Regions from separate parts of the Homo sapiens genome. Here region 2 is linked to region 1. The links are chromatin loops, found by intact Hi-C in ENCODE. Cell type or tissue: endothelial cell of umbilical vein. All regions are shown on one strand. Each heading gives the region's core, and the rest is flanking DNA. Links, peaks and the distances in the headings are about the cores only.

Evidence for each region. A loop is a pair of places that touch in the nucleus more often than their neighbours do. Peaks named below come from ENCODE experiments on the same cell type or tissue, not always from the same donor. Only the 100,000 strongest peaks of a DNase experiment are listed, where the experiment ranks them.
Region 2: it touches region 1 in a loop (7-fold over the local background); 5 of 110 quality-filtered maps call a loop at or near these places.

The regions. Positions count from the first base shown.
Region 1 is chr3:171,183,557-171,200,079 of GRCh38, forward strand. It overlaps TNIK (TRAF2 and NCK interacting kinase), which reads right to left. Exons shown (of 33, transcript NM_015028.4): 5 at 10,969-11,079; 6 at 7,141-7,231; 7 at 5,146-5,276. Among named protein-coding and RNA genes, the nearest start is that of MIR569, 85 kb to the left of the region's middle. RefSeq lists enhancers at 3,197-3,724, 6,134-6,183. In endothelial cell of umbilical vein, for the core only: a CTCF peak has its summit at 12,362; DNase peaks (open chromatin) are centred at 7,215, 8,895 and 10,355; H3K27ac peaks cover 4,489 bases.
Region 2 is chr3:171,347,187-171,363,709 of GRCh38, forward strand. The region is part of intron 2 of TNIK (TRAF2 and NCK interacting kinase); the gene reads right to left. Among named protein-coding and RNA genes, the nearest start is that of TNIK, 100 kb to the right of the region's middle. RefSeq lists an enhancer at 299-348. In endothelial cell of umbilical vein, for the core only: no CTCF peak of the experiment used is centred there; a DNase peak (open chromatin) is centred at 9,275; H3K27ac peaks cover 3,028 bases.

The sequences.
Region 1 (16,523 bases), core at 5,589-13,588:
AACGTAAGCAGACAGAGGTGTGTAACACAAATATGAGGTTGAACCGTATGAAACTGTTGCCTTTTAGGGGTAAAAAATGGCCCCCACCGGGTCCAGTGGCTCACGCTTGTAATCCCAGCACTTTGGGAGGCCAAGGTGGGCAGATCACGAGGTCAGGAGATCAAGACCAGCCTGGCCAACACAGTGAAACCCTGTCTCTACTAAAAACACAAAAATTCACTGGGCGTGGTGGCGGGCGCCTGTAATCCCAGCTACTCAGGAGGCTGAGGCAGGAGAATCGCTTGAACCCAGGAGGCAGAGGTTGCAGTGAGCCGAGATCGTGCCACTGCATTCCAGTCTAGGTGACAAGAGGTAGACTCCGTCTTAAAAAAAAAAAAAAAAAAAAAAGGCCCCAAATAGCAATACTTCCATATGATAACATAAACACAAAACTATCTATAATATATATACTAAGTACTATATATTGAGTACTTACCAAGTGGTGGACACTGTATTAATCCCTTTATATATATTCTCACTTTATTCTATTATAACCTCCGAATAAACAATTTATTATTCCCATTTTATGCAGGTTTACAAAAAGTTAAATAACTCCCCTGAGTTAATTTGCAAATAGGAGGCAAAGTCTAAACTGGTCCTGTCTGACTTCAAAGGACTGACTCTTATTAATTATGTTATATATTTATATATTATGTTATCTAGATACAGAACTTAGGTGGTGAGTTAGGGTCACTGAAGTGGAGATAGTTATTAATAATCCCATTTCACACATAAAACAAACTGAGGACAGAAATCTTTAGTTTTTTGTCCATTTTCACTTGTTATGTGACCAAAGGGAAAATATTAGAATAGCTCACTCTCTTCCCCTGGGTATCAGCATGTTGCGTGGAGGAGGTACTGGCTGCGTTTCACTAAGGAATCCTTTATAGGTGGGTGTGAACAGAGAGCCACAGAAATATGTTGAATAGGAGTTTCAGTTTCCTGTTGGTGACACTAACATGCTATCTGGGTCATCTTCCTTCTGATCGAATAGGGAAGGACCTTTGTTTGAATCTCAGTAGACAGAGGCCACGACTTGTTTGAGAGTGTAAATGCATCATTCTGCAATCTGAATATTGTCCTCTCAGGTGACACCCTGCACGGCGGAAACTCTACCACTAGTTAGGTTGCTCACTTCATTTCCAACTGAAACTCTTACTTAGAAGAAGTATTTCCACCCTGCCTGAATAATGCCAATTATCTGTGACACAGGGGAAAAGAGTACTTTTTCTCTACAACCAGAGCACAATATTCACCCAAACGCTGGAGGAGACACCCATGTCTGCAAATAATCTGCAGCACCCATATGAAAGTCTCATAAACAGAGTTTAGGCAAATAATAAACAACATTGGCACAGATCAGGCCTGAGGACAGGAATCTGGTGGGGAGTGGGATAAGGGGGTAAGCCATTTCACTGTGCATCTCTTACTTCATTGGCTTCATATAAGAGCAAGGCCTGTTTATGGCAAAAAACATAACAGGACAGAAAGATATAGAAAATAAAAATTGTAAGTTTTCCATCCACATGCCCTATTCAAAAGTAAATACTATTAAGTTTTTCCAGGTTCTTTATAGATTTCCCGTGTGTGTGTGTGTGTGTGTGTGTGTGTGTGTGTGTGTCTATGGGGTGGGAGGGGTGAATAAGACTACATTATGTGTACTATACTGTGGCATTCAGCCACAGAAATTTCTTAGTGGGTGGTTCTGTTAAAGTAATAAATACACAGGACTATAAAATGCTTAGCAGATCCCATCCAACCAAAATGAAATTCAAAGTAGGTTAAAAAAATAACAATTTAAACAGCCTAGGCATTTTGAACAGTTTTATTAATTTCAAATCTTTTGAATGCTTATTATTAAACGGGAAAGCTTTCATTATTGCCCCACATACTTATCAGGGAAATGAAACCTTTCCTTTCACTTGAAGTGTTTTGACAGAATTTCTGAAAACAAGAAAGGAAGGGCCTCCAGGGGAAAGCCAGCACACCCGGCAAATGAGATTCTGGCACTCCTCCTTAGGAGAGGGTCTATTTTCAGTGAGTTACTTACTGTGCCCAGTAGATATCACACAAAACCAGACTCTGCAATAAAAAGCTACAGAAGACCTTATACGTTGAGTTACTTTAGGTTTTGTAAAAAGTTATAGTGGTCTTTAAAGACATCTTAGACACATCAAAAAATAATTGATAAACAATAAATCAAATAACAAAACTAAGCTATACTCTTTTTCTTTTTCTTCTTGTCTTTATTTTACAGAAAGGACTTTTGTGGTAAGAAATCTAATAAAGTCCGGTGGCCAAGTCATCCTTTATTCTAAATACACACTCTCGGCTGAAAGTGGCTATAGCACATGAGGGCCCAAAGTGTTGACATCAAGCTTCTGGGGCTGGGATACACCACTGGGCCAAGTGGACCACCAAACACACAGTGAAATCCTCGGGCTTTGATGGGGTCTCAAATGAACCTTCTATCAGAAACTGCATGTACAGATACAGCTTGACTAACTCCTTATACACAATGGATAGTCTATAAATATGCACTGAGTGAATGAATAAATGATTTTGAAAGTCAGCATATTGTCAAGTTGTCCCCTGGTGACAGGTTACATTCCTAAGGATACTGAACAGAAAAGGGGATGATATATGGTGCCAAGAAAGAAGTAGTAAGGTTATTTAAAGATCAGCATCTTCTCTGGCCCACAGTAAAACTGTATAAGTGGATTAAATAAATCTGCAAAGAATCCCCAAACCTTCCACTATACCCCAACAGGGTATGGCTTGGTTTTGTTATTTATTATTTACTATTTGATTTGTCTAAGATGTCTTTGAAGACCACTATGAATTTTTTTAAAAACCTAAAATAATTCAATATTATAAAGTCCTCTGTAGAAAAGTCTTCCTTATTCATTCTTTTGTCATCCTCCTCTTTTTACCCATGGCATATAACCAGTGAAGCTCATATCCCTGCCATGACTTTTTCCTCCTCTTGCACAACCTACATTCCTGACAATCCTGTTAAACTAATTTGCACTAAGGTCTAAATGACTGACACCATTGAACCTATTCTATCAGGATTCTTTATTTTTTAAAAAAACACACAGACATTCATCTTCAATCTTTTTAATGTCTCAGGATACTTTTATAGCCAGGTGAGCCTTCCAGTACCTCTGAAATCACTGTGCAGCATGACGACCTCTGTGGCTACTCATACAACAGGATTTGCCCATACCTAGAGTTATGCACTGGTCTCACACCATTTACAGTGATCTTAAACTATACTCCTTAGCCATAATCTGAGGAAAGAGGACCAAAATATCAGTTTAATTCCAAGCTTTGGCTTGGCCAGAAGGAAAGCCTCTTCTAGATACCCTACTGAAAACAAGTCAGTTGTAGGCACCCACTTTATTTACATAACAAAAGTCCCATATATAGTGCAGTCAGTCACAATACTTAAAAGATTAAGCTGAGGTTGTAAGAGCTGCAAACGCTGTTTCCCCATGCTATGTTACATAGTAATCTAGAATATCTGTGGCCCAGATGTAGACTAGTTAGCACTTGTTAGGTATAACTATGGTTTGAAGAATTGCTTGTAGCTAATCATGATACCCATATCTGGCCTGGGATGTATATTTTGTAGTGGCTTCTCTGAAGGGATTTGCAAACAGAATTATTTAAATATGCTTATCATTAGCAGTTTAAAAAAATGACATTTTGGCAGGAGATTAATTTTTAACTTGGCAGCTGTTTTCAGACAGATTGTTGTCAGGTTATTACAGTGACTAACTTTGAAGGAAGGAGGAAATTTATGGGAGATTATTAGGTTTTCAGACCTTCAAGCTTGCAATTCCCAAAAGAGGCAAATTTTCTGTCAACACTGAGATACGGGGCCTCAAAAACGCTGCAATGTTTGCATCTTTGAGACCTGATTTCAATAATAACCCCACATGTCGAGAACTAAAAATATTCCTTAAAAGTGAAATATTCTTCAAATATACTGTTCAATTGATAAATTGGAGATTTATATGGAAGTACATTACAGAGGAGCAAGGTAATATATTGGAAAGGGCTCTGAACAGAAAGTTTGGAGACCTGCATTCAAGTGCTAACTCTGAGAGGATTGCTAACCCGGTGAGCACCTGCAGACCTCGGCCTCAGTTTCTTCATCTGTTAGATAAGAGTATTTACAGAGGATCATTAAAGTGTTTTGGTGAAAAGTCCATGCACCTCTGAAACCAGCCCAAGCAGATCAAGTTTTGCCCAAGTTGTCCTGTAATGTACACAAAGACCACAGGGTGTCTCTCTACCTAATGCACAGCCTGGAAACCCACACACAGTTCCTAGATCCCATTGCCCCTAATTTTATTGCCTTGACTTTCAGTCACCATTCATTAGAAAGCCGTGTCACCTGAAAGTCCAGACAATAAACCTGAGGGGCAATAATGCAAAATTATGTTTGGTTATTGGCTAGCAGAATAGAAAAGAGAAGGGCTTCTTGGAGAAATCTATTTGAACACAGCTTTGAATGTATTAGCAAATTTCTAGTTTATAATATAAAGTAACAAGTCACAAATCAAATTTCTATGAAACATCAGGCCACACGACAGAAATACCATAAAGTAGTCACCAATATTCCATCTGATTCCCTCTCATGAAAAAGAAACCCCAGATAATTATACTTCGAGCATTGTAGAAGTAAGTCAGATTATTCTCAATCAGAAAAAGATGACCCAAGACAACAAACTCACATCTTAGTTTAACGTAAAAAGCTATCAGAATATATACTCTTCCAAAAATCTAAACCATAACCAAAATGGAAATCCAATCTATTTTCCAATAATAAGAAGCAAGAGTAAATTTAAAAAAATATAGAAAATGATTTAAACTTTTTATTTATTTTTTTATTTTTTACAAACAGGCCATCAGATAAGATGGGTGAATTCATTAAAAAGATCCTCACTTGAATGTCTTACAGGTCTTAAACTCAAATAATGTTTTTCAGTTCTCCCTTTGGGTGACATAAATCATAAATATAAGGGCATGTAAGACTTTATAAGACTCAGGATAAGATGGTAGGCATAGTTTTGAAACACGACAAAGAAGCCATACCTTGAAATCATATGTGGCATCTGGGTTTTCATCACAGGCAATAACTTCTGGTGCCATCCAGTAGGGAGTTCCAATGAAAGTATTCCTCCTGCCCACTGTTCGATCAAGCTGAGCACTGACTCCAAAGTCCACTATTTAAGAAAAGACAAGTAAATAAAGTCTGTGATCATAGGTTTTAGATAGCGATAAAATGAATGTGAATTATTTTATTGTGGTAAAACATAAGTAACATAAAGTGTACAATTTTGACCATTTTCAAATGTACATTTCTGGGGCACTAAGCACATCCACACTGTTGTGCAACCTTCACCACTGTCCATCTCCAGAATTTCTCATCTTCCCCAGCTGAAACTTTGTACCTATTAAACAATAGCTCCCAATTCCCCCTTGCCCCAACCCCTGGCAATTATTCTACTTTCCATCTCTATAAATTTGACTATTCTCACTACCTTGTATAAGTGGAATCATACAGTATTTGTCTTTTTGTGACTGGCTTATTTCAGTTAGCATAATATCATCAAGGTTCATCCACGTTGCAGCATGTGTTAGAATTTCCTTCCTTCTCAAGGTTGAATAATATTCCATTGTGTGTATGGACCACATTTTGTTTATCTGTTCACCTGTTGATGGGCACCTGGGTTGCTTCTACCTTTTCTATATTGTGAATATGTTTTTAAACTGCATGAGAAATGGATGAAGTGTACCCATGAGGAAGGCACAAAGAATTACATTTGATTACACCAAGGCTTCACAGGGACCAAAAATAGGTGTTAAAAAAAAGTAAGCTTGGTTGTCAGAAAGGGTAGTATTTTGGGGATACAAGACAAGTGATTAAAAGCAAAAGTCTGAGTCAGACTGCCTAAGTTTGTATCTCATTTCTGCCGCTACTAGTGGTATGACCTAGGGCTAGTAGATCAACCTCTCTGAGCTTCGGTTTCCTAATCTGTAAAATGAGGATGATGACATCTACACAGAGTTGCTCTGATGTTTATGAGAGATAATCTATAGAAAATTGTCTTGTACAGGGCCTGGCATATAATATATACTCAACAAGTAACTGTTAATTAGTGAAGTAAGAATGCTCTCAGGATAGCTTATCTAGTTGATACATATATAACTGCTTAGCCTACATAATGTATACTTTTGTTTTTAAAAGAGAATATTCATGAGGTGAGAAAGTTTGGTCCCAAATGTTAACTAAGAAAAAAAATGGAAGTCATATATTTCAACAAAAAGGAAGAGCAAATGTTTGGGATATAAACATAGAAGATGTTTAAATCTCTTTGAAAATATACAATCATATGGACAGCGATTCTTTTCTAGATGACAAGTTACATATCCTACTGGATATTTGTCAATTCATGCTCTTACTCATATACATCAAGCAGTCAAATGCATGTGGTAATTCTCTATTTGGGCAGTCCCAGATTTGTTGCGGAAAGAGCTCTAACAGATACGCCAAAGAGAAGGATTCTCCCACTGATGGAAGTGGGGGTAATCAGTATGCACCTAAAGTAGAATATTAAGTATCCACTTTGCACGGGAGCCCAAGGTAATAACAAAATCAATGTAAATATAACTTAAACCTATGGGAATATAGCAGGAATTGATTATTCTGAATATGCCTGTGTATATTTTAATGGAAAAAAATTGGGTCCTAGTGCTCTGTTATAGCAGCAACAGTATAAACAAACTGTAAGATATAGGAGGCCATTTCAAAGTTTGTCACTTCTAATCTCTGCTGAAACAAAAAAATCTCAATTATTTCTATATATTGATTAAGCAAGTGGTTCTGTTCCCACATTATATATAATTCATTCCTCAGAATGCCTTGAGAAAATATTTTTTAAAATAGGCAAAGAAACATTTTCCTTTCCATTTTTAGGGCAATGCTCTCCAAATCCACGGTGACAAATTAACATTAATTTTTTTAGAGCTGTTAATATAATCTCATCACTTCCTGCAATTCCAAGGCTCACAGGATTCTGCTCTTACCTAGTTTAACTTCTGCATTTTCAGTCAGCAAGACATTTTGCCCTTTAATATCTCGATGAATCACTTTATGCTGGTGCAGGTGACTCAGCCCCTGGAGTGATGGAGAGTTAAGAAGGGTTAATAGGAACATAAGCCAAGATGCCAATAAATTATTTTGACTGTTAAGGATCCAAAAACTTTACACTCACCCAGACATACTTTTCAGAATTATAATCACATCTTTCATGTGCTCATAGTGCTCTTCTAACTGTAGGCAATTCATCAATATAAATTAAAGTACCCAGGCAGTCCTTGCAATGCATGGTGCTGTGTTTAATGAAATGCTTGCATATTGGATCTGATTATCAGGTATCAGGGAACCACACAAGTAATTATACGGTTCCAACATGAACATGAGTTTCAGTTAATACTACTGTGAAAAGCGAAGTTTAAACAGTTTAAAATAGAACCATCTACACAGTCTCTGTACAGAAAACTAACCTGATTTAACTGAATCCCTGCAGGATATTTGAATTTAAAAGTTAAAATTTACATTCTGTTATCCAATTTCATTGAATGATTGATTGACTGAGACAGAGCCTTACTCTGTCGCCCAGGCTGGAGTGCAATGGCGTGGTCTGGGCTCACTGCAACCTCTGTGTCTTGGATTCAAGCGACTGCCTCAGCCTCCAGAGTAGCTGGGATTACAGGTGCCTGCCACCACGCCAGGCTAATTTATTTTAGTACAGACAGGGTTTCACCATGTTGGCCAGGCTGGTCTTGAACTCCTGACCTCAGGTGATCCATTCACTTCGGCCTCCCAAAGTGCTGGGAATCCAGGTGTGAGCCACAGCACCCGGCCTTGTTATACAATTTTAATTAAGCGAAGTAAAATATTTCTCAGACCAGCCAAGAAATTTCCCATTGGCTTTACCCATTGTGCCTTACATTTAAAAAGGAATACAGTTTCTATTTCTTTTGTTGGCATTCATCACTGTCATTTTTAGTTTATGCTAGTTTATGCTATTTGTGACTTTGTGCTCATTATGTGAGAATTATTCAGTGACAACTAAACCTGTTTGTGTTCCATTTCTTCATGAATTACTCTGTTTTTGGCTTCTTTGTGGTGTGAATTCTTTAACCTACAGACTTACTCTAAAGTAGTCATATATTTTTCAGATAAATTATAATCTAAAATAATCTAAAAATGGAGTCTTAAAGCAAATTATTTTATGCTAACACCTGATAATTCAATGTATCGGGTCCCCGAGTGTTCTTTATTACCTTTAATTTTTTGTGCTTTTCATCTTCTCCACAACAACAAAATCATGGTATGAAAAATGAGGTTGACAGGAAAAGAAACAAACCTAGATATCTGAATTCTCTTGTCAAAGAAATTCAGCATGAGAGTACAGAGGTCCAAAAAGACCCACATATACATTTAGAGATATCAGAAAACATAAACCATGTTATAGAAGGGTTTGAGGCACTGGTTTAGGTCTTAAAAAATTGCCTTTCTTATCTGTTCAGTTTGTCACAGGGTAGGCATCAGGGGTTTAAATGTGTGGTTTTCACAAAATTTATGTACCCCATAAATCCTTAAGAGAGGGACTGAAGATCCCTTTCCCTCTTTCACTACTGAAGTGGTTGAAAGCAGATACCAGAGCATGGAAGTGAGCCAAAAGTTCTTTTAATGAGATCATACAATGCATGGAGGTCACCTCCAAAACCTCTTGTGGCCAGAGACCTTTGGGTGATCAAATGTCTCTTCCAGTGAGTCATGTCTGAAATGCTGGTATCATTTCGGAGAATATACTGGAAAAAGGAGGAAAGCCATTGTTTCCACACATTGAGAATGTGTGAAAGGTATTGAGAGATGCTCATGTGATGAAACATCCCTGCTGCTTTTAGAACCATGAAGATTAGATCAAATGACTGATCCTCTGTAGGGTTCCCCAGCAGTGCAGAAAGGCATATTGGGCAGAACCAGCCCTAGAGACCTGACAGGTTCTTGGCAGCCACTGAGTGGTCAGGATGACTAAATAATCCATTATGCTCTATCTGAATGAGCAAAATTTTAAGTCAGAAATTCAAAGTAAGTTTGCACAATGGCACATCAAAACAGAGATAAACGTCAGATGTGAAGGAAATCAGCAGCCAGGCCTCCTTGTTTCCCCTCAAATTTTGTGTTATGTTCTGTTTAAGAACACAAAACATATAATTTATATTTTTGCCTATCCCAAGCCATGGATGTATGTGTTTTTTCTTAAGTGCTTTAATTTTTATATTTTTCCCATTTATATCTATAACCCAGCTGGAATAAATTTTTGAATATGGTATGTAGCAGGTGTCAGGTTTCATGTTTTCTTATGGATATTCAATTGATCAAGTACTATTTACTGATAAAAGAACCCTTTCCTTTGACACAGACCAGGTATCATCCATATGATGTGGGTCTGTTCCTGGACCCTTGATTCTGTTCCTTTGGCCATTGTCTAATCTTGTAACAATACTACTCTGTCTTAATTTATTAGTAGCTTTATAATAAATCCTGATAACTGGTAGCATAAATTCTCCAGCTTTGCTCTTCTTCTTCAAGATTGCCTTGGTTATTCTTGGCCCTTTGCATTTCTATATAATGTTTGAAAATCAGCTTTATAAATTTCCACAAATATACCTATAGGAATTTTAATTGGAAGTTCAATGAAACCATGGATCAAACTGGGTAGAAATGATGTCTTTAGAATATTGGGTAATCTGTGAAATAATGTACACCTCCATTTATTAAGGTCTTCTTTAATATTTCTCAGTGATATTTTGTAGTTTTCAGGATAGAAGTCATTCACATCAATGTTATAATTTTAAAATTCCATTTTCTATTTGCCTTTTGCCTAATTTGGTTTGCATTTAATGAACAGACATCGTCTTCTTATGCCTTCCTTCTTTTTTAACTTCTATCCATTTCATCCATCCACCCAAAGCATACAATCTATCTCTCAAAGGCATATCTTGAACACACAGTAAAAAAGTTTTAACTTTTGTTGCCTTAAATTAAGAAGGCAGAGCTTATAAATAAATAACAATGGCCAGGAAGATTTAATAAGAATGCTCAGTAGACATATAATAACCTCCATATTAGTAGGAAGGGATGATTAAGCTAGTCTGAATGAACTAAAATATGCCCAGTTACTTTCTTCTTCCTGAACTCAGCTCAGCAAATATGATACTATTGTCTAGATTTCCTGATTGGGGGATGTGTGGGAAAACTGGGCAAACAGGCAGTCTTGTTCAGCTATTTTGATTAGTTTAAGTGATTAGGTCACAAAGATTTTTTTTAAAGGTAAAATCGGTTAAACTAGGTTGTATGTATAGGAATGACTAAAGTCACACAATCCTTATAAACTTTATATGGTGGGAAGGTATTACACCATTAGGGATAATATATTAATTGTGAACTTTCACAAACAGATAACTTAAATGAGTGATTAAAATATCTCATAAAATAATTCATTTCCTAAGTGGAACACTGTCTTTATGATCTAAAATCAGGTTTCTAATTGGAAACAGCATTGAAAATGAATCCCTTGTTAAGAGAAATCACCCAATGTCAACCTAAATGAAAATATGCTCATGGCCTATCTCCAGAATGGCGCTCACTTCCATCAGAGCAGACCTTCACACCAAACTACCACTACCACCACCACCACCACTGATAGGATAAACTTTTAAAGGGTTTTTGATATGCTTATGAATTTCACTAGAAAGTCAGAAAAAAATTCAATCCCTCATAAGATATCATGTGTTGCTTGAAGACTTTGGGAGGTGGGCCAGTCCCCACTCGTAACCTACCCGTAAGATTTCCCTGCAGATGTATGCAATCCACTCCTCTTTCAACGTGTTACCTTTTGTGTTCTTGATCAGGTCGGTGACAGAGCCAGCACCACAAAACTCCATCACCAACTGGCAAAGGAAGCAAACAAGCCATTATTTTAATGATGCTTCACTGCTTCCATTAAGTTGGGGTAAGAAAGCACAAGCAATTGGCTGCTTTGGAATGCCATTCCTGCAAAGAAAAAGTTATCATAAAACAATATATAAAACACAAGCTTTTACCTTCATGTACTCCCAAAATGATATAAAGGAAACATTATTTTTAAATTTTTCAACCTGTAAGTTATATTTGAAAATTGAGGAAACTCTCCATATTCTAAGTATTTTTTTTTAATGGGAGTAGGTAGGTGACTCAGACAAAATTGAGAATATCTCTGTTTTAACTCAGCAGTCAAATTTTCACATAAAAGTAGGATTATTCCCCTATCAGAAAGAACTGTGGTTCTCTAGGTGTCCCAACTTAGGGTTACAAAAGTGCACACTGTTTATGTTACTGGTTTGTAAGTGGCACTGTAAGCTGTCAGTGTGGGAACTATCTGTTTTTAATTAACTTCAGCGAATGTTCCCAGGAGGTTGGACACATCAAATAAATTCAATAAACAATAAACTCTAATTTAGCACCTTTCATGCAAAAGCTCCAAGCACTCTATAAATATAAACTCATTACACTACTTAGCAACTTATAAAATAGGCAGAAAATAAACATCACCCTTACTCAATGGGGATGTAGAGACCATTTGAGAAAAAAGCCATCTATGTGCTTTTACATGCATTTTCTAGGCTTAGAAAAACACATCCATTTCCAGACTTTTACCTTCAAAAATATCTTCAACAAAGATCACCTTATTAGGTACTTATATATTTTTTATAATTATATGAAAAGAATTCAGAATAACTAGCAATCAATTCCTGACTTAGTAGTAGAGACAGAACTAAAATGGAGCCACAATAAAACCACATTGATGGCTTTGGCTTTGTCCAAATCTACATTCCTGATATCAGCACTATGTTTCCAGGTCCTAAAAGATACCTCATCAGGCTCCAAAATCTTCAGGCAGAAATTATATTTTCTTTTTCTTTGTATACCTAATAGAAACTAAATAAAATCTCATGAAACTCATTTCATGAGTGAGTTTCCAAAGCCTGTTCTGACTTGTCTTCTTATGATTCCACAACGGCTAGGGAAACCTTCCCACCTTCTCCAAGAAGCCAAGGAAGTTTCAAGACCTATAAGTGCTTATAGGGAAATTTGGGAAGTGCCACAAGTAGACTACATTCCAACCAGATAAAAGTTGGGAAATTACAATATGTAATAGCCCAGAAACTATCAAAGACCACAAAATCATGTCAAAAAGGATTCAATTTCAAGAGACTCCCAGTGGTGAAAGATGGGATAATCTGAGCATAGATAAGAATAATAGCTGTAATGTGTAGAAACACTTTAAATGTGCTTAATTAAATGCCTTAACAAGGTCATCCCCCACCACCCAAAGAATATGACTGGCACTGTTAGAAAAAAATAACAAACTAACTAAGAGCTGACAAATAAAAGGAAAGACTGAAGAGTCTATACTGCCTTTTTAATACAAATCTTACCACTGGGTAGTTGAATAATAAAAGAGGGAAAGTTTCTGTTCATAAAAAAGTAGGTATTCCATCTAATAAATGAAGAAGACATAGTAGAAGAATGCCACCATTTTGTGCCTCCTAATAAGCTAGCAGACTCAGGCAGTGATCATCAATGACTGTTAACATTTTAAAAAGTAAATAGAAAAAAATAAATAAATAAAAAAGTAAATAGAATTTGCCTTTTGGTATAAGAACGCATATTACCTAGGAAGTAGTACTGCCAAAAATAAAAACAGAAATCTGAACCTGATCAGGCCTCTAGCTCCAGCCACTGATTTACAGGAAATTCAGAGGACTGAGGAACATGTAACATCATGAGGATACAATCAACAAAATCTAGACCAGGATACTAGTCAAGACAAAGAGTTTTTTCAACACATAAATTGCAAGGGAGAAAAAAAGAGACGCAAAGAAAACTTATAGATTTAAAAACACTTAGATACACCAACAAATTGCAATGGGTGCACCTTATTTAGATATTAATTTTTTTAAAAAAAGATATACACATTTTGAGATAATTACAATTCTGAATACGGACTTAGATATTTGATGATACTCAAGAAATCTGGTTAATTTTTTTTTTGTTTGAGACAGAGTCTCACTGTGTCACCCAGGCTGGCGCGATCTCGGCTCACTGCAAGCTCCACCTCTTGGGTTCACACCATTCTCCTGCCTCAGCCTCTCGAGTAGCTGGGACTACAGGCACCCGCCATCACGCCCGGCTAATTTTTTTGTATTTTTAGTAGACACGGGGTTTCACCATGTTAGCCGGGATGGTCTCGATCTCCTGACTTTGTGATCCGCCCGCCTCGGCCTCCCAAAGTGTTGGGATTACAGGCGTTGAGCCACCACACCTGGCCAGTATTTTAAAAGTGTAATAATGGTACTGTAGTTTTGTAAAAAGAAGTTCTTATCTTTTAGAGAAAAATGCTGAAATACTTATGGATAAAATTATATGACAGTTTCTTCTACAAATAGTGCTGAGACAACTGGATATTCACATGCAAAAAAATGATGTTAAACCTTTACCTCACACCCTATACAAAAATATTAACTCAAAATGGATCAAAGACCTAAATATAAGAGCTAACACTATCAAACTTTCAGGAGAAACCATAGGGGTAACTCTCCTTGACCTTAGATTTAGCAATGGCTTCTTAGATATGACAACAAATGCACAAGCACCAAAATAAAAAAAAAAGAAAAAATTAATTTTATCAAAATTATAAGCATTTGTGAATGAAAGGACACTATCAAGACTGTGAAAAGACAGCCCACAGAATGGGAAAAGTATTTGCAAATCATATATCTGATAAAGGTCTACTATCCAGAATATATAAAGAACTCTTACAACTCAATAACAGAAAGACAAGCAACCCAATTTAAAAATGGGCAAAGGACTTGAATAGACATTCCTCCAAAGAAGATATACAAATGGCTAACAATGACATGTAGAAAGGCTTGATGTCATTAGTCATTAGGAAAATACAAACCAAAACCACAATGAGATATCACTTTACATCTACTAGGATGGATGTTAATTTAAGAAGAAAAAAGGCAGAAAATCACAAGTATTGGTGAGGATGTGGGGAAACTGGAACCTCTATACATTGCTAATGGTAATGTAAAATGGTATAGTTACTGCGGTGAACAGTTAATGGGTTCCTCAATAAGTTACACACAGAATTGACACATGACTCAGCAATTCCACTTCTAGAAGTATACTCAAAAGAATTGAAAACAGGTGTTCAAACAAAAACTTGTACATGAGTGTTCAAAGTAGCACTATTCACAATAGACAAAAAGCAGAAAAAAACAAAATGTCTATCAACAGAAGAACAGGTACACAAAATGTGGGATATCCATACAATAAAATATTATTCAGCCATGGAAAGGAATGAAATACTGATGCATGATATGTGGATGAATCACGTAAAACATTATGCTAAGTAAAAGAGAAGCCAGACTGAGGCAGGAGAATGGCTTGAACCCAGGAGGCGGAGCTTGCAGTGAGCCGAGATTGCACCACTGTGCTCCAGCCTGGGTGACAGAGCCAGACTCCGTCTCAAAAAAAAAAAAAGAGAAGCCAGACAAAAAAGGCCATATATTGTATGATTCCATTTACATGAAATATCCAAAATAGGCAATCCATAGAGACAGAAGCAGACTAGTGGATGCCAGGGACTGGGTGTAGGGGGTAACAGGAATGACTACTTAATGGGTACACAGTGTTCTTTCGGGGTGATGGAAATGTTCTGGCACTAGATACTCATGATGGTTGCATAACATTGTGACTATATTTAATGATAATGAGTTATACATTCTAAAGTAGTTAAAATTTAGGTAAATTTTATGTTTATGTTACCAAAATTTTAAAAAATGACATGTTTTGTTTCAAAATAACTAGAAGGGGCAACATAGATGGACATGTGGATGGGGTGGAACTGGCCACTGATTAAAGGCTGTTGGGGCTAGTTTTGGGTGCATAGGTGTTCATTATACTGTTCTGCCTATTTTTGTGTATTTTTAGGATTCTCCACAATACAAAGTTAAAGAAAGTCCCATTATATAGCAAATCAGGGTTCAATGCCAGCAGGATGGACCAAAGAAACATCTTTTGATAGCAGGAAATGAATATTTTCCCGAGTGAGCAAAACATGTTTGTGTCCCTTCTCTAAATCCCATTTTGAAAAGTACATTGACCAGGCCTCCTGTGAATACATCCATTGCTCCTGTATCAGCTGGGGAAAATGTCCCACCACTGAGCTTTATTAGGCCATGTAATTATAGCTCCCAAGGAAGGCAATGGAAGCCCAGTGACTCGAGTCTTTCAAAATTAGATTGGACAACATACTTTCAAATATTCAGTAGGAAACAATCCTACTCTAGCCAGGCACTACTGTCAGTGATTTCTATAATTTGCTTTCCCATTCAGCTCCAGCTGAAGGCTGCTAAATTCTTTTCCTCTCACTATGGAACAAAATGATTGTTAAATTATATAATGGGATTTAAAAAAAAAAAAGAAAAAAAACAGCACTTGCTAGCAATTGGTTCCTACAGCCACACAGCAATGCTGATAATTACCGCCACCACACAGCAGGGATCCTCCCTCCCCATAAGTAACCTCATCACATTAATAAACAGAAACAGAGCTCAACATGCCAAGCTCAGCAGTGATAAGTCAATAACTTCACATCTCACTAGTAAGAAATAATGGGTCATTAAAATTCTCCCTGAAAGAAAGTTCTCAAAGAGTTTATACTGGGATAATAATACTTTCTAACATTTACTGAGAATTTACCATGTGCCAGGCACTGGGTGAAGCGATTTACAAATGCTTCGTTAATTCTTCTTCACCTAACTTCCTTTTTCTGTATTTGGAAATAGAGCTTACAGTCTGCACTTTATCCATAGTCTACACTCATTAAGTAACTTGAGCAGGGTGAAAGCACGTTGCTCTCTCAATTACTAGTTATGTGTCCTTGGGTATGTTCCCTAACCACCCTGGGCTTAGCAATGTCTCTCTCCCCACCACTACCACTATGATAAAATACAAAATAAAAGCATCAACCTTACAGGTTTGATGTGAACATTAATTGTGACTATGGATATAATGCTGCTAGCAGCCAAAAATCTCAAGATGTATTTATGATGTTTCTATTCTTTGGTCTATTTTGCATTTATAAAAATGCGAAAAGAAAGAGTTTCTGACATGGAAGATAGCATCAATACCTCCCCAGTGTCCACTTCACTTGGATGGTGAAGAGACAGGGCTGAAAGATATTTGTAAAAGGCACTGGGCACATTTTTCTAAAACCTCTATTAATGAAAAAGCACCAGAGACACATGTTTTTGTTTTTGTTTTTGTTTTACATTTGTACCAC
Region 2 (16,523 bases), core at 5,448-13,447, 160 kb after region 1:
GTGATAATGCCCTTCACTCACTGGTTCATTTGCTGAAAAAAAAAAAAAAAGAAAAGAAAAATGACAAAACCCTAGCTCAGGCACCAAACACATAGAGCACACTCTCTTCTCTTTGACAGCCAAGCTAGTTCTAAGTAGCATCTAGATGCCTGGTATACAAGTCCTAAGTGCCTGCAGAGCTGGCCCTCAGCTGAGAAGTGCCTATCACACACACACACACACACACACACACACAAGTAAAGAGAAGCCAACAGGCTACATTAGATTCAGGATAAATGAGCTAGCCCAAATGACTTCTTCTATTTCAACTCCACTATCATTGCATTTAACTGGTCACACCTACAAAGCAATCAGCAAACTGGGTGACTCATTAGGATTTTCTTTTCAAGAGAGCAAAGAACCTAAATAAAGATCCTTGAATTTAGCGTACAATACCCAGGAGTCATCGGAGCAGCAGCAATTTGGGGGAACTTCAAGTGTGGTATTTCGGTTTGAGTGGGGAAGTTAGAAATCAGAACTGATCTCACAAACAAAAAGCTTTTATAATAGCCTGTCCTAGATAAGAGAGTAATGAGAGGACAAAAGGGGAAAGCCATCCCCCTCTTAATACCAAGGAAACCTAGGGAAGTGACTTCTTAAAAAGGAGGTAAAAGCAGCAGTTTTAGTCACTCATCAAGAGTGACTGTTCTTCCTCTTTGCTAGAAATAGCTAAGAGAGTGTAAATCACTCACTAGGCTCTAAGAAAAGAAGACTTACAAATGAGCTTGAAACCAAATAGTGCTGTGTAGATTCTTCTACCATCTTCTAAAGAATCTGCATGGACTTACTTATTCACTGTTAAGGTTGTCTGTGCATGGTAGCCACAGTGCTAGGATGATATCTATAGTTTGTTTTTGACAACAAGTAAATCCATTATAAACCCAATTTCTTCTCTTGAGCACAAGTTTAAAAGGAAAAAAAGAAAAGCTTTTCTACTTTAACATGCCTCATGCCTGTGCTTCCAAACCAGAGCACAAGTACTCCCTGGGGCACTCAGCTCTATGCCAAGTATTACAGCAGCAGGAAACCATAGATTTTGTTTAAGTCAACCTTTCTATAGTAATTTCATTAACATAATTTTAAACTGACGCAACAATGATTATCATGTGGCATAAAGAGAATCCATCTAAATTTTAAGGATATAACAGAAGATTCCAAATACATTTCATTTTTGTGGTTTCCACACCACCACCGAGTGAAGCCTTTAGATCTCTTGAAGAGGATGGGGTGGTTACAGGCCAACGAACGTATCCATTAGATGCAGACAGCACAGGACCTAGAGCCTACAGTACTTTTTGCAGTCAACAAAAAATTATTCTTATTTTAAAATTAGAAGATAAAAACTAATTCTTAGGCCAAAGAAAATGTTTTAACATATAATATTTGTCTTACACCAATGAGGTTATAAAGCCTAATTTTTAACTTTTTGTTGTTTTATTTTTCTTGGAGAAAGGGGCCCACGGAGGCAAAAATGGGGAGGGCCTACAACAGTCATACTACAGCACCGGGTAGTGCTTTCATTTGTGTTTGAGTCCCTCTCCTCTGCTATGCTGGTAAGCCTCAAACACAAATGAAAGTGTTATTTCTTAAAGTATAGTGGTCCAAATACCAACATGATTTAGTGAGACAAGGGCAAATATTTTAATTTAAAAAGTATGTACTATATTTTTAAATATAGCTGAAAATATTGAGTTTCTCATTTACGGTAGCAACGAATTTTCTTTTTGAAAAATTTAAGTAAATAAAATACTTTAATGAAAAATATTAAGCAAAAAGACTGCAAGTTCTAGGATGAACTTGGAAAAAAAAAAAGAGGTTGGTATTGCTGAATGGCTGAAAACTAGTGATATCCTAGAATCCTAGAAATACTAGGATTCAGACTCTCAGCTATAACACCCAAAAAAGTTTCCATATAGATCATCAACTACCTTCATCTCTCAAGAAAAACAGTAAAACATGACCAGAACTTCCACCACCAATCTACTGGGAAAATTAGAAATTTTGGATAGTGGTCTGAGTGCTTATTTATATTTTAAATCACATATCATATTTTTCAGAATTAGTGGTTCACACTGGCAAGAGAGCAAGAAATATTTGTTGGTTGGTACAAAGCACCTCCTTTTACTAGCCCATGAAACAATCCTACAATAACTCTTGTATTGTACAAAGAGAGGCAGATGATTGATAAAGATTCCCACAAGAATAAGACATTCACAGAAAAATGAGATCAGCCACTGCAGTCCTACCAGCTGGGATAATTTTACAAGGGTCAGACAGCTCCAGGGCATAAACTAATCACTTCAGGGTGAGGAAGAAGCTGACTCCTGATTCCCAAGAGGCAGTGTCACACAATTAGATTGTTTATTCTAGCTCAACACAAATTTGACACATTTCCCCAAAACTGCCTGTCTAGGGTCCTGTCAAAACAGGATGATGGAAAGTCAGAATAATGTTTTAGCCCAGTATTTCCAACATTCCTGTAATCCATTCCATTTCAGTCATGTTTTGATGTAAAGGATATTTTCCCCACTAATATTTGAAAGCTATCCATTCTTGCGTATTCTAGTTACACCGAGCATACATTCATTGTGGAATAAGCAGCAGCCAATGGTATCCAGGATCTTCTAAAAGTAGTATTCGAGGGCTTTTTTTGTATGTCTTAAAATTGTTAAATCTGAGTGAATGAACTTATCTACTCCCAAAGCAAGATCTTAAGTTGTTTTTAGTGGCCAATGAAATCTTTCCCAGGGAGCTAGAAGATGGGCTACCCAAAGGAAAATATTCTATATATTTTTCAATGAACATATAGAAGAATTACAGAACAAACAAGACATAAAATACAACATTATAGCAAATGTTTTTGAGGAGGGTGAATGAGATTCTTAATTAGTTCTTTTGCCTCTGCCAATATTGTCTATACCATTGTCCTTACACAATATTTACACAAAATATTGCAGCTAATAAGCAGAATCAAAATTTGAACTCAGATCTGCTTAGATCCAAACCTATGGTCTTAACCTCTGTATTTGTTCCAGAACAGTTCCTGGAACAAAGCTGGTAGCCAAGAACAAACCTGGTAGCCAATCCGTATTTGTTGAATCTGAATCTAGATTAGGAACCAGGCTGTTTGATCCAGGATTCTGAGGTGTTTCTAGAGCTCTTTACAACTAATCTCAACACCCAGAATGAAAAAGCTCTCTATGACATTTGAAGATATTAGATGACTACATCTGATAATGCCACATTCAAATATTTTCTGTTAATTCTTCTCCCTGTTGAAATCCAATTAGCATGAGGAAAATTAACTACTGCAATTAAGAGGAAGAGGAAGTGAAAGATTTCCATATAACAAGTTTAAAGCTCTGTTGCTAAAAAAAAAAAAAAAAAAAAAAATGCCCAAAGAAACTCAATCCTGTAACTGAATTTCAGATAACAGAGTATACTGCATACATAAAAACTAACTTTTTTGAGTACTCACTGTATACCTAAAATTCTTCTAAATGCCATTTCATGTATTATCTCATTTAATCCTTATGAGCTAGGTACTATTATTCCTAAATTTCAGAAGAGAAAACCAAAGCACAAAGAGGTTAAGCAATGAAGCCTAGGTCTACCAATAAGTGGTAGAGCCAAGATTCTGGTCCCAAGGGATACAACCCCAAACTTTATGCTTTTAACCTGCTGCTTCCCATAATAATAACACTTGCTGGACACTTTAATCTGTCTCATATATTCTTTTTTCTTAACCTCCACTTCCTGGGTTCAAGCTATTCGCGTGCCTCAGCCTCCCAAGTAGCTGGGACTACAGGCACGTGCCTCTACACCTGGCTAATTTTTGTATTTTTAGTAGAGATGACGTTTCACTATGTTGCTCAGGCTGGTCTCGAACTCCTGAGCTCAGGCAATTCACCCACCTCGGCCTCCCAAAGCGCTAGGATTACAGGCCTGAGCCACCATGGCTGGGCTGCCCTATGTATTCTTCATGCAAACTATGTTATTTACTTTCCCCAACAACCATAGAGAAAATATATATATATATGTATATATGTGTGTGTGTGTGTGTATGAATGCATGCAGATATAGGAGGTGTGTATATGTGTGTCTGAGTGACTATTCTCTATCCTATCACTGTAAAAACACTTGACAGATCTCTCAACCATTGAAAGAAGGTCATCTTAGATCTTCTATATAATTAATCAAAAGAACTATTCATACAAAAATTGCATTATGTGTCATCTTCATTTTTCATTAGGTATTTTGATTGGATGTTGTTTTTGAGAGGAAAAGAATTCATTTATTCTCATGTTCTTGTTCTTTTTCTCATTTTAATATGAAATAACAGCACCAGAGAAAGTTCCAAAATATCTTGAAGGACAGAGTTTCAGGGCTATCATTGCATTTGTAAGAGTTGGGAGGAAAATTTCCAATTCATAGTAGTAGCCAAATGTTGCAAATCTTCATGTACCCTCCACCTAAGTATTACAGACTCTGCATCATGTAACCTGGTTACTGCCAGAATTGAGATCTCCCTTCTCCTCTTCACTTATCCAAATGTGTGATTCATCTCTGTGGGATATGACAAACCAACCACACTGGGCAAAAAGGCCCTGCCTGAGCCCTCTCAGTTCCCAGGAGAACCATTCAACACAAAAGTTAAATGGTGCATTTCAGGCACCCTGCCCATCCTGAACCCTGGATTTATGCCAAGGAAAGGCATTCCACTAATCAAGCTATCTCTAGTCCTCAGGACCAAGGAGATGGCCTAATCTCATGCTTCCCAAAGTTAAATGGGCATATAAATCACCTGGGAGTCTCGTTAAAAAGCAGATTCTGCTTCAGTGGGTTTGGAAAGGCCTGAGATTCTGCATTTCCAACAATCTCCCAGGAGGTGCTGATCATGCTGCTGGACAGCAGGCCACACCTGGAGTATCAAGGGTCTAGTTCATACACAAATGCAAAATTGGGCTTCAAAGAGAAGTGTTTGATTTTTTGAAAGGTTCATCCTGGGTTCTCATCCAGGGTGATCCATAAAATTTTCCATATCTTCATGTGGCATTAAAAACTCCAGACAATCCTCAGAAAAATCTATTCACCTTTTAAGCCTTTGGATTCCACAAGGCTACCACACCCCAAGTATGGAGGGAGACCATTATTCCATACATAACTTTAAAGGCATCCCCTTTGTGACTTAGCCACATGTTCTTTTGTGTTATTTATCCAAAGAATAAGCAACTGATAATTTCAGATTTTCCAAAATGGCGAATGTTTGACATAAATGTGTTTAATACTCTGCAAAGCCTCTCCAACTCAGTGTATTTGGGATGCAAGGGTTGGTATCACTATGTAAATAAGGAACTACTTTACAGTACAGTTTAATGAACCAAGTACATGCAGGAACCCTATTTAAGTGAAAGTATTAATTCCTTGGAGGAAATGCTTTAATACTGAAGAATGACTTGTGATTAGCATATCAACAAGAATAAACAGTCTTAAGATACCCAAGGGTACTTAAGGACAGAAGCTTTCAACAAACTTCTTAAACTCCTGTTTATACTCTTAAATTGCTTGGTAAACGCCTCCTTCTAAGGTACTTTAAAAGGTCAAGTTTTGCCCAAGTCTCCTCTCTGAAAACTAATGAGGCTTTAATGTATTCAGAAATGCAAAAGTAACATCAAAGTTATTTGATTGACCCAAGCCAAAGAACCTTCTAGAATAGCAACATATTTTGGCTGGGTTTCTACCTTAAAGTCACCTCTCCTCCTAAATAGGATAATTTAAAAAACATTTATTTCAACATATTGGCAGAATTACTAGGTCATTTGTGAGCAGAATAATTCTTTTCTACCTTTTTAGAATGGTCAGATATGAGAAACAAAGCATGTAAACAACACTAAAGGTGGCTGCTCTACTTTACAAGGATCCTAAGAACTAGAAATAGTAGTCTTCAGTTAAACCAGAAAATTTTAAATTAAAGGTTAGATGACTGAACTCTTGCACTGAGCAGTCGACCCCACCATGCTTTCATTATGCCAATGAATTATATCTGTTTCAATCACTGGTGTCAAAAGGTTGTGGGTTCAACTCCAGGTTGTGCCACTTACTGTCAGTGTGACCTAGGGTAAGTTAAATTTTGCAAGGTTTAGACTTTTCATCTGTAAAGCAGGGATACTAAGCAGTAAGTGCTTACTTTATGATGTTGCGGAAGCCTGCTACCGAGCCTTTCCTATAATGGGCATAGTTACTCTATACATATACTATACATACGGGATTACATACTATTGCTACTTTTACTGTGCACAGAACAAGGTCGGTCCTTGAGCTTTTAAAGAGACACATTAACAAGTAAAGACAAGAACTGCCAACCAAAGCACATACTAAATCTATGAAACACCTGACTACAAGAGATGACTCAGGATTAAAAAAAATAAAGAGATGGCTCTTAAACTATCAAGAGTTCTGAACTCATCTTAACCTCTGAGGTTCAAGTCTAGGAAGACAGCAATATTCTTCTGCAATGTGACCTTCCACATGGGTGTTTTGCCTACAAATCAAAGTTTTTATTTTGGATGCCCAGCCTTCATCCAAGCTGAGTTAAAAAGTTAACTTATTTTTTCTTCTCTTAGTAATAGTAGGCAGTAATGATTGTGGTCCTGGTACTTCTTCAGAGTTAATATCTATGATTTCTTAAAATGTTTATTCTGGAGAATTTTTTGTAGATATCCTCTACCCTCCAAATGCCCCCAAAAGGTGTATGTTAGTATAAAGTGCCATTATTCTAGCAAAATCAGCCCTTAAGACCACATTCATGTCTTAGGGTGACACTGCGCTACCAAGAAAAAAAAATTTTCTTGAACTGATAACAATTTAGAAACTCACTCCCAGTAAAGCATAGAACTCAGCACAAACACCAAATTCATTATATATATGTAATATATATGTAGATTTACACACCTTTGTATAGCTATCCTTGTTTTAAAAAACTAATTTTCAGCATTAGGCACTTTCACTGCTTCTGCTCTAACCCAAATTGCTGATTGTAAAAAGGGGATTTTCTCCCCTGTATTTACTTTGGAAACAGACACCAGCCACGGAGAAGTAGTTGAGTGCAACTGCCCACAGACTCACACTGAAATTAGAGCACCTGAGCTGGTCCACTACCTGAGCCGTGTTCCTCAAGGAAATTTCAAAAGAAAACCTCCAGGACCTCGGAGGGCCAAAAGGGCAGCTTGTAGCAGGACTCGGCTGACACAAGACTAAAGCCTAGGAGTTCTCTGTGTCCTTACCCTTGGGCTTCCTGAGAAACAAGATCCTGAGTCAGACACTGAAATCTTATGATTATGAGCAAATGGGCCTCATAATCCCAATTAATCTCCAGAGTTGATTGTTAGAAATGCAAAGATACTCCCTAGAGACTGTTGCACAGACTAAGGAGTTTCTTCAACACTGAGAATGTAGATTAAGACTGCTGAGGGAGAAATAATTTAAGTAGTGATTGGGCTGTGAAAGAAAACATTGTCAATACCTATCTTACTTTTAGCTATTCACAAATATATAGATTTCAGAGAGAGGTAACACCATGATGCATAGTACTTAGGCCAAATTTCAAAGAGCACATCTGACCATAGTATTACTCATCAACTTAATCAGGTAGCCATAAATCTCCTATGCTTCTAGACTAGAAAACAATACTCAAAGAGCGTTCTGTTTTCAATGTTGCTATTCTGTTTTGGGTTCTGTTAGCAGACTTTTTTTTGTTTTTGTCTTTTCTGTCTTGTATTTTCCCCCATCCCCTGTGAACACTGGATTCTTGGTCACATCTTAATTTATGACTATTTACTCAGCTGATTAACCGTAGGCATTCGTCTTATTCAAGCAAATCTTGTTCTGAGCAACAGATAAACTGGAACCCCAAGGACAGAGCAGCCATGGCTCCGTATTAATCATCTGCTCATCCCATTTCCCCATCCTACAGCAGACCATGAAAGCTGGGGTTGCCTCAGAGGGCTTGGCTTCAGGCACCTCCTCCCTGAAGCACTCTCAGAGGGGCATATTCATATGGAGCAGGAGGGAGGCTTTGGTGATTGGCTTCTGTGATAGGTTTCTTGAGGGAATGGAAAGGTTTTGAAGTTCTGAAGTATTTGAAGTGTCTCTTCATAAGTTCACAAGTGGGTACAAAATGGTAGAACAAAATGTACTAAACATTTAGGCCACAAAACATTCATTTTCTCCAGCTGAAATCACCAGAAGTGTTAGCTGGGGAGAAATCAGAATCTGCCTAATTTGCAACTCTTTTGAAGAGAATATAAAATCAGCTTTGCCTCCACCCAAAGAAGAGGACACACTGTCCTGTTTTCACTAACTTTCACTATTTTGACAAAGAGAAAGAATGAGATAACTCTGGCTAAAACTTGTCATGAAAGTATCTGATAGAGGCATCTCTAGCATTCCTGGGTTACTGATGTTATATAACTAAAACCTGTAAGGAAAAAAGTGAATAATGTGATCCTTAATGGAAACGGAAATAGAGAGTCACAGGTATTCCTAACTTGCAGTCATGCAAATTATCCAAGAGATTACATCTCGGTATTGTAGCCAGGTCATCCTCCTCTACAATACCCAGAAATTCTTTCTTTCCATCCTCTATTTCATTGTCTCTCCCCACCCTCAACCCCAAACACACAAACCTAGGCATCCCTGTAAAGGAGGAAATATAAAAGCAAAGAGTAAGCAACTTGCTACAATGCCACACCAGGTAACAGGTAACTGGCCTTCCCCCTGCTTGGAATAGAGGAAAAGTACAAATTATACACCTGGCAAATATTTGCGTGGTCTCCAGAGCAGTAAGATTCATCCATTTGCTCACAAAATCACACAACTGAAGCTGAGCGAATAAATCAATTCAATTCATTTCAACAAACATTTATCAAGCTCCAGTCTGAATATAGAGTTTTTCTGGGGGGAAAAAAAAATCATAATGCACCTGGCTATTGGAGCTGATTTTTTAAGAAGTCTAGAAATTTCTTCCTCCTTTCTGAGAAACGAGGCAACCAACTCCCTTAAATAATCAACACAGATGTATTTTATATTGTAAAATGTAAGTAGCCCAAGGTATGCCGCTTCCTTTTTTGTAGGTGGAAAAGAATCCACTTCTTATCTTTCTGGGAAAACACAATTGTGTTTGTTGTACAAAAACACAGTGTCCCCATTTACTAAGAAATCAATGAGTAATCACCAAGCCATGAATCACCTTTTAGTATTTTTGCTATAAAGATGAGAAGCACTATATATTGAAACAGGCTATGGCATCGCTGCTCTATAGTATAAATTCAGACTTATCAAGAATCTACTTAAAATATTCTAAACATGCAATGGAAGGGCAGGGCAAAACCAATCTTTGCCAAACATTTAAGGAGATGTTATACACAAATTTCCTCCTGGGAAACTTCTGAGTGGAGGTAAGATAATTTAGGCGACTCGATCAGGAGTCATGCTCTACTACTTACCTGGGGGCTTCAAGGGAAGACATTTATAAACTCTCAGACCTAAATTTCTCTCCTTTAAGACAAGGTTAATCATACCTCTTCTATCTAACTTATGGGGTTACTGTGAAGGTCAAATGAAATAATGAATATGAAGGTTTCAAAACCATTGTTTTATGTTTTATGATTGATATCAGTGATGTCAACGTTTAACTCTACAGTCCCAAAGACATGGTAGAAGATGGAAAACAACCTCCAAAAACCCATCTCTGATATCAAAAGTGTGCAATGGGCTATTTAAAAGTTCAGATGAGCTGTGGTTCTTTGTGCTTAGCCACAAAAACAGCCTTAGAATCATAAAGCCAGTTTTAAAAAGAAGGGAAAACAATTTTTTTCTTTGTCCTATTCTCTTCTGTCATATTAGATGGTAGGCGGACACTGTTTTTACTTATCAGGTATCAAACTGCTGTTGGCTACTAAATATTATATTTTGTGTCAGTCTCCTTAATTTATATACTCAAACAGTTGAGATGAAGCAAACCTAAACATATCTCACTGAGTTAGGGCATTCCAAACTCAGCAGAATTTTTTTTTTTTTTTGAGATGGAGTCTCCCTTTGTGGCCCAGGCTGGAGTGTGCAGTGGCATGATCTCAGCTCATTGCAACCTCCATCTCCCAGGTTCAAGTGATTCTTCTGCCTCAGCCTCCCGAGTAGCTGGGATTACAGGCCCAGACCACCACACTCAGCTAGTTTTTGTATTTTTAGCAGAGACGGGGTTTTGCCATTTTGGCCAGGCTGGTCTCAAACTCCTGACCTCAGGTGATCCATCTGCCTCAGCCTCTGTACTTTTTTTTTTTTTTTTTTGGTACATATTTATAACTACCTACTCTGTATTGGTACTAGAGAAACAGTAAGGTAATGTCCCTGACTCAGTTTGGAATAGGAGACAGCCAGACAGAGGATTACAAACAGGTCAGAGTACGGAGAGAAGAGGCAGGGAAAACCATCAAACCCCATTGGGCAGGTGCTGCCTGAACCAAGTGTTAAGGATATAGTATGGTTGCTAGCCAACAGGGGGTGAGGAAGGGCACAGCACGGATAAACAGACACCGTGTGCAGTGTGCACGAATGCCCCGCAATGTGCTACCATAGATGGACACAGTGGGAATCAGGATGGGCCGTAGATGAGGCTGGAGGGGGAGGCAGAGGTCATGTCATAGGAACCTGTGACTGGGGATGTAGAACTGTGCTCCCTGGAGCTCCAAGTGTGGGGCTACTCTGTGGAGGGAGGTAGAGGTGCATCGGGGAGTGTTGTGTCGGCAAAGGGACGGCTCCATGAGGTAGATCCTAACTATCCTCCCAGAACATCCTGCTATTGTGTCAAATACTGGAGTTTCCTGTGGGGGAAAAATGTTTTGCTGCTTTAAAAAATAGTTGATACATTTAAGGTAAAGAGAAATCTCATTTGTAAAATTGTAATAAAAATAACCACAGCCCAGACATTTTAATATAGAAAATGTATTAGTCTGTTTTTGCACTGCTAATAAAGACATACCTGAGACTGAGTAATTTATAAAGGAAAGAGGTTTAATTGACTCACAGTTCCACATGGCCGGGGAAGCCTCACAGTCATGGCCGGAAGTGAATGAGGAGCGAAGTCACATCTTACATGGTGCAGACAAGAATGCTTGTGTAGGGCAACTCCCCTTTATAAAACCATCAGGTCTCTTGAGAGTTATTCACTACACGAGAACAGTATGAGGGAAACTGCCCCCAGGATTCAATCATCTACACCTGGCCCCACCCTTGACCGGGGATTATTACAATTCAAGGTGAGATTTGGGTAGGGAGACAGCCAAACCATATCAGAAAACATACACAATATTCTTTTAGGATTCATACAAAATGCTTGCGTATTTTTTGTGGACTTCTACCTGAGAAGGATCGTTTTATTTAGATATAAACAGGGTAGAAAAATCAAGGGCTTCAGCTGGTTTCAGCTTCCTAGAACAAGATGCAGCCCTGCAGTTGTGGGGCGGTCAGTCACCTGCAGATAATAAAGTGGGCTGTTGGTGAGGTACCTTGGAGGAACGCCAACGTAAGGACAGACAGACATGCAGACCCATTTCAAGCTTGTTGCAGATCCAGTGTTGCAGGACATGACCCAGGAAACCACCACCTCTATAATTAAGTTTTAAGTTTACTAACAGTATTTTTTTAAACAGAGATCAGGGCATGGGGTGGAGTGAGGGATAGTAGGGTATGGGGAGTTAATATTTAACTGGTTCAGGGTTTCAGTTGAGGATGATGAAAAAGTTCTGGAGATGGGTAGTGGTGAAGGTTGCACAACAATGTGAATGTACTTAATGCTGCTGAATTGTATGCTCACTTAAAATGGCTAAGGGGGTAATTACTGTATGTACGTTCTACGATAAGAGAAAGAGGTACCACTAAAAAGATTTCCAGTAAGATAAATTCAGCTAGGAGCCTCATACCACCTCCCTGAATGTGATGCACAGATCAAAACTGAATTTCTCAAGCCATACTCGAAGTATCAACTCGAAGATGTTAAACAGTAACGGGCAAGTTTTCTAAAACAAGAAGTCACCTTCTCCTTAAAGGAGACTGAGTTCTTCACATATGGAGTTCCTAACTCTTCCCTGCTGTCCACAAAGATGATATGGTTATTATTATCATGATTGTTGTAACAGACATTTTGTAATTTATCTAGAAAAATTGTGTAACCAGCTGCTACACTTGTCTGCCTTTGTTGTAGAGAGGAACAAAATGGACACAGTAGTTCTGTGCTTCTCCTTGCAAAGTGAGCAACAGGACCAAGATCCGAAGCAATATCAGAGGCCACTGCACCCAGCAGCAGAGGTTGTAATGACCCCATTCTAGACCCTCACCACCAACAACGCTCCTATGTAGTAGTAAGCATATATTTGCTTGCCGAACAGCAGATATTTCTTTTTGCATATGCAAAATATCCAAGCAGATTTAATGAAATTATACTTAAGGTTAAACTACAGAGATAAGAAATACAATCTCAATACCACAGTTAATTGGTTATTCTTTTTATTAAAGAGTCTCAAATGTTTCCCATGTACAAAATAGTTAAAAACCGTGAAGAGCCCTAAATTCTGTGCCTGTAATCCTGGCGGGGTTTCATTTTACAGGTTACAAATAACCCAGAATAGTAACTATTGATGGTTTAATTACTTGAAAGTGCCTTATAATCACGAAGTCATTAAGGGTGTTATGAGATCTAAAAACTACAAGTCATGAGGGGGTTGTGCATCAAGTTATTTGGCAACTCATTGATACAATATGAGGTGGAATGAAAGTATTTTGGACTAAAGCATTCTAAATACTTCAAATCAAAATTGAGCACACGAGTGCCAATCCATGTCCATCCCTAACAGAAAATCTCATCCTCTTTTCATCACTATTAGAAATTTTGTATCATCATTCACTGAGGCAGTGAGAACCTGCTAAAACCTTGCGGCTCTGAATTAATGAGAGAATGGTATAAAATGTGCATGTGTCTACATCCTTCAACACATCAACTACACCAAGCAATGCCACCAGGCCACATGGGTACCTTAATAATGTTAGGCATTCCGTATAAATCATTTTGCTAATGGTTTAGAGTATTGCTGTAACAGTTTTGCAGTTGGAAAAGCACAGGCTGTAAGTGGATTCATGGAAGCAACTTGTGGAGGTTATCCAGACTAGTGCTCTACTTAGAATTAAAGGATGTCATATCTAGAAGGAACTCTGGAGACCCTCTAGCCAGACCTCTTCGTTATACATGAAACCAAGGCCCAGAAAAGCTAAATGACTTGCTTAAGCTCACACAGCTAATGAGTCTCAAGGCCAAGACTCAAGGCCAGAAGAGCCATCTGTCCATGTCTGTCTTAAAGGCTTCCCAGCCCTACTTCACCTCAGGTTATTGACCCTGGCCCAGGCCATCAAAAGCAGTCAAGCCTTTGGTAACACTACCTCTCCCTAGAGTACCTACTTAATTCCCCTTCCACATACATCTATTCATCTTTTAAGACTCCACTCAAGAGTCACCTTTATATGAAGGCTTTCCTGGTCTTCCCACAGCCCCCACAGATTTGGCTCTGCTCTGTATACTCTTGCTGTGGTGCATGGAATACAACATTGAAGTGATCTATTTTCATGTCTCTCCACCCAGAGACTTCAAACCCTTGGAGGGCAAGGACCATGCCACATGTTTATCTATAAACCATGCCCTGATGGCAATGCCAGGCAGTTGTTAGATACTTATGAAGGCTGACACTGAATAAATAAACAAAGGTAAACAAAACCCCAAGATAGAGCTAAAAGGGGTAGACTCATCTCCAAAGACAAAGATACCCAAAAGAGCACTTACACTACAGACAGCCTCAGCCCAGCAGCTCTCTATCCTGGCTGTGCATTGCAAGCATCTGGGAAGGTCTGGAATAAAACCTTCCCCAGCCCAACATCAGACAAACCAAAATCAAATTTTTAAAGAAAGGCCCAATTATCTATAGTTTTGCAAAATTATCCAGATGATTTCTATAAAAAGTGAAGGCTGCGAACCACTAGTAGCAATAAGAAATCCCACACAGTCCCTGTATCAAGTTTTGGTAGCAACTCTACAGGTTCAACTACCTAGTAGAGCAATCGACCCACCCATATGGCATCTAGCACACAGGCACCCACGAAGGTCTTCCCTCCATGTTCACATGACAACCATCTAATTCATTATACTCAACAGATCATAGCACAAGGTGGCATGGTCTTCAGACAAATTAGATGCAAACAACTTGGGGATCTATGAGGATGAAAAATTCATCAAGCCAACATATTTCAAAGGTGAATGATTCTCCTACTTATTGGAGAATGGAAGTAAAATTGTTACCTTTAATTCTAGCAAAACTACACTTTAAGAACAGATAATAAAGCCTGAGGATGAAGAAGAGAAATAACAACATAGGAATAAACTTCCCCAGACCCCAAGATAACAGGAATCTGCCACCTCCTATTGTAATAAATGACAATAGCAGTAATCAAACCTTACATGTACATAGGAATTTATATTTAACAAAATACTTTCATAGTCATTAATTGATTTCAACCTCACGATAGCTTCATGGGTTATATCATGAAAACTGTTTCTTTATATTCTAATTTTACAGATGAGAACAACTGAAGTTCCAAATAGATCTATGGCAAGCTCAAAGCTAAGGCAAGTTAAGGGTAGAACCAAAACCATACAACGGGTCCTCAATATCTAAATGAGGTTCTTGCTGCTCCACACCCCTTCACTAATCTCACAATAAAGACTCTCTCCTGAGACCTTATGCTACCTGAAGAAGAAATACTGTTGCTTCTCCTCCAAAACTTGTGAAATATAAAATTATTCAGAAACCATTTTCACCCCACCAAAGTTCCACAGTGCTGCAACTGATTCCTGTTTCCTCTATTAACCTATCTTCTCTTTACACATTATTGAGACATTGGCTTTTTTAAGCACTAAAGACCAAATATAATATCCAAGTGGCAATTATATCACCAAATACAATGTAAGAATTGTATTAGGTTGGCACAAAAGTTACTGCTGTTTTTGCCATTAAAAGTAATACTGGTATTAGGTTGGTGCAAAAGTATTGTCGTTTTTGCCATTACTTTTAATGGCAAAAACCACAATTATTTTTGCACCATCCTAATATTTAATACAAATAATGCCATTCTAAGCATACATAAAAACCAATAAATCAAATGTAGAATGTGGAGCACAAAGACATGTGTTTCTAACTTCATTCCTCTATGAATGTTTCTTTTAGGTCATAAAATGTTCTATGAAAGCAAGACCATGGGAAGAACTGGCACATGTGTTTGGGAAGAGGAAAAGGTTATTGAGTGCCTACTATGTGTCAGGCACTGAGCTGAATGCTTCCACATATTAATGTTTTATACTTGAGTTTTCATTAACAGCTCTAATCTGTACTATTAATAAAAGATAAAGAAATCCAGGCTCACAGGGTAAGTTGATTATCTTCACATGACTGGAACAGAGCAAAACCAGACTAGGAATCCAGCTCAGGCAGTCCTGCTCCAAAGTCCTTTTCATTATACTCTTTCCACTTATAAAAATGCTCAATTACACTCCCAGATACAGTGGAAATGCCAAAGCCTCTAAGCTTTTTCCAAACCCACATCTTGTGCCCATTCAGGTCCCCACTCTGCCTGGACAGCATTAATTCCTAAATAGTCTACACTCTCACCATCCCCACTTGCACCTCAATGTTAAGAGTTTTGCCATTCTGTGTGATTTTTAGAGCAGTGGTTTTACCCCCACAGAAGACACAGGAAAAACTGGAGACATTTTCAGCTGTCACAACTTAGGGGTGCTGCTGCTTTGTAGTTGGATGAGGCCAGGGAGGCTGCTATATATCTTGCAATGCACAGTACAGCCCCCACAACAAAGAATTATCCAGCCCCATATCTCAGGAGTGCTGAGGCTGAGAAACCCTGCCTTACAGTGATAATGTGATTTAATAAATGTTCTTCCTCCCCAGTAAAATGAGACCATAACCACCATGAGGAATAACTGAGACAATATACATAAAAACCTCTGGTGCACAGTGAACACTCAGTCCTAATTAGATAATCTGATTACGCACTTCTTAAGAGTAGGAACCTCCTCAGTTAGCTCTGCATTATTCCCATACAAAGCACAGGGCTTTTTTCATGGGCACTCAACAAATGTGAAAGAATGTATTCTTTATGTTAGAAATTCTTGATTAAAAAACAAACGCCACTATTATCTATAAAACACACCATTCTCCCATACTCACTCCTTGCCAAACAATAAGTGAATAGTATAATACATGATTCATTGCAGCAGGCTATGAAAAGCTACAGTGCATCCAGGATAATGTTATAGAATCACCTCCATAAATAAACTATTAATAAACTTGCTATTGAAATGTTTTATCTTATTTTAA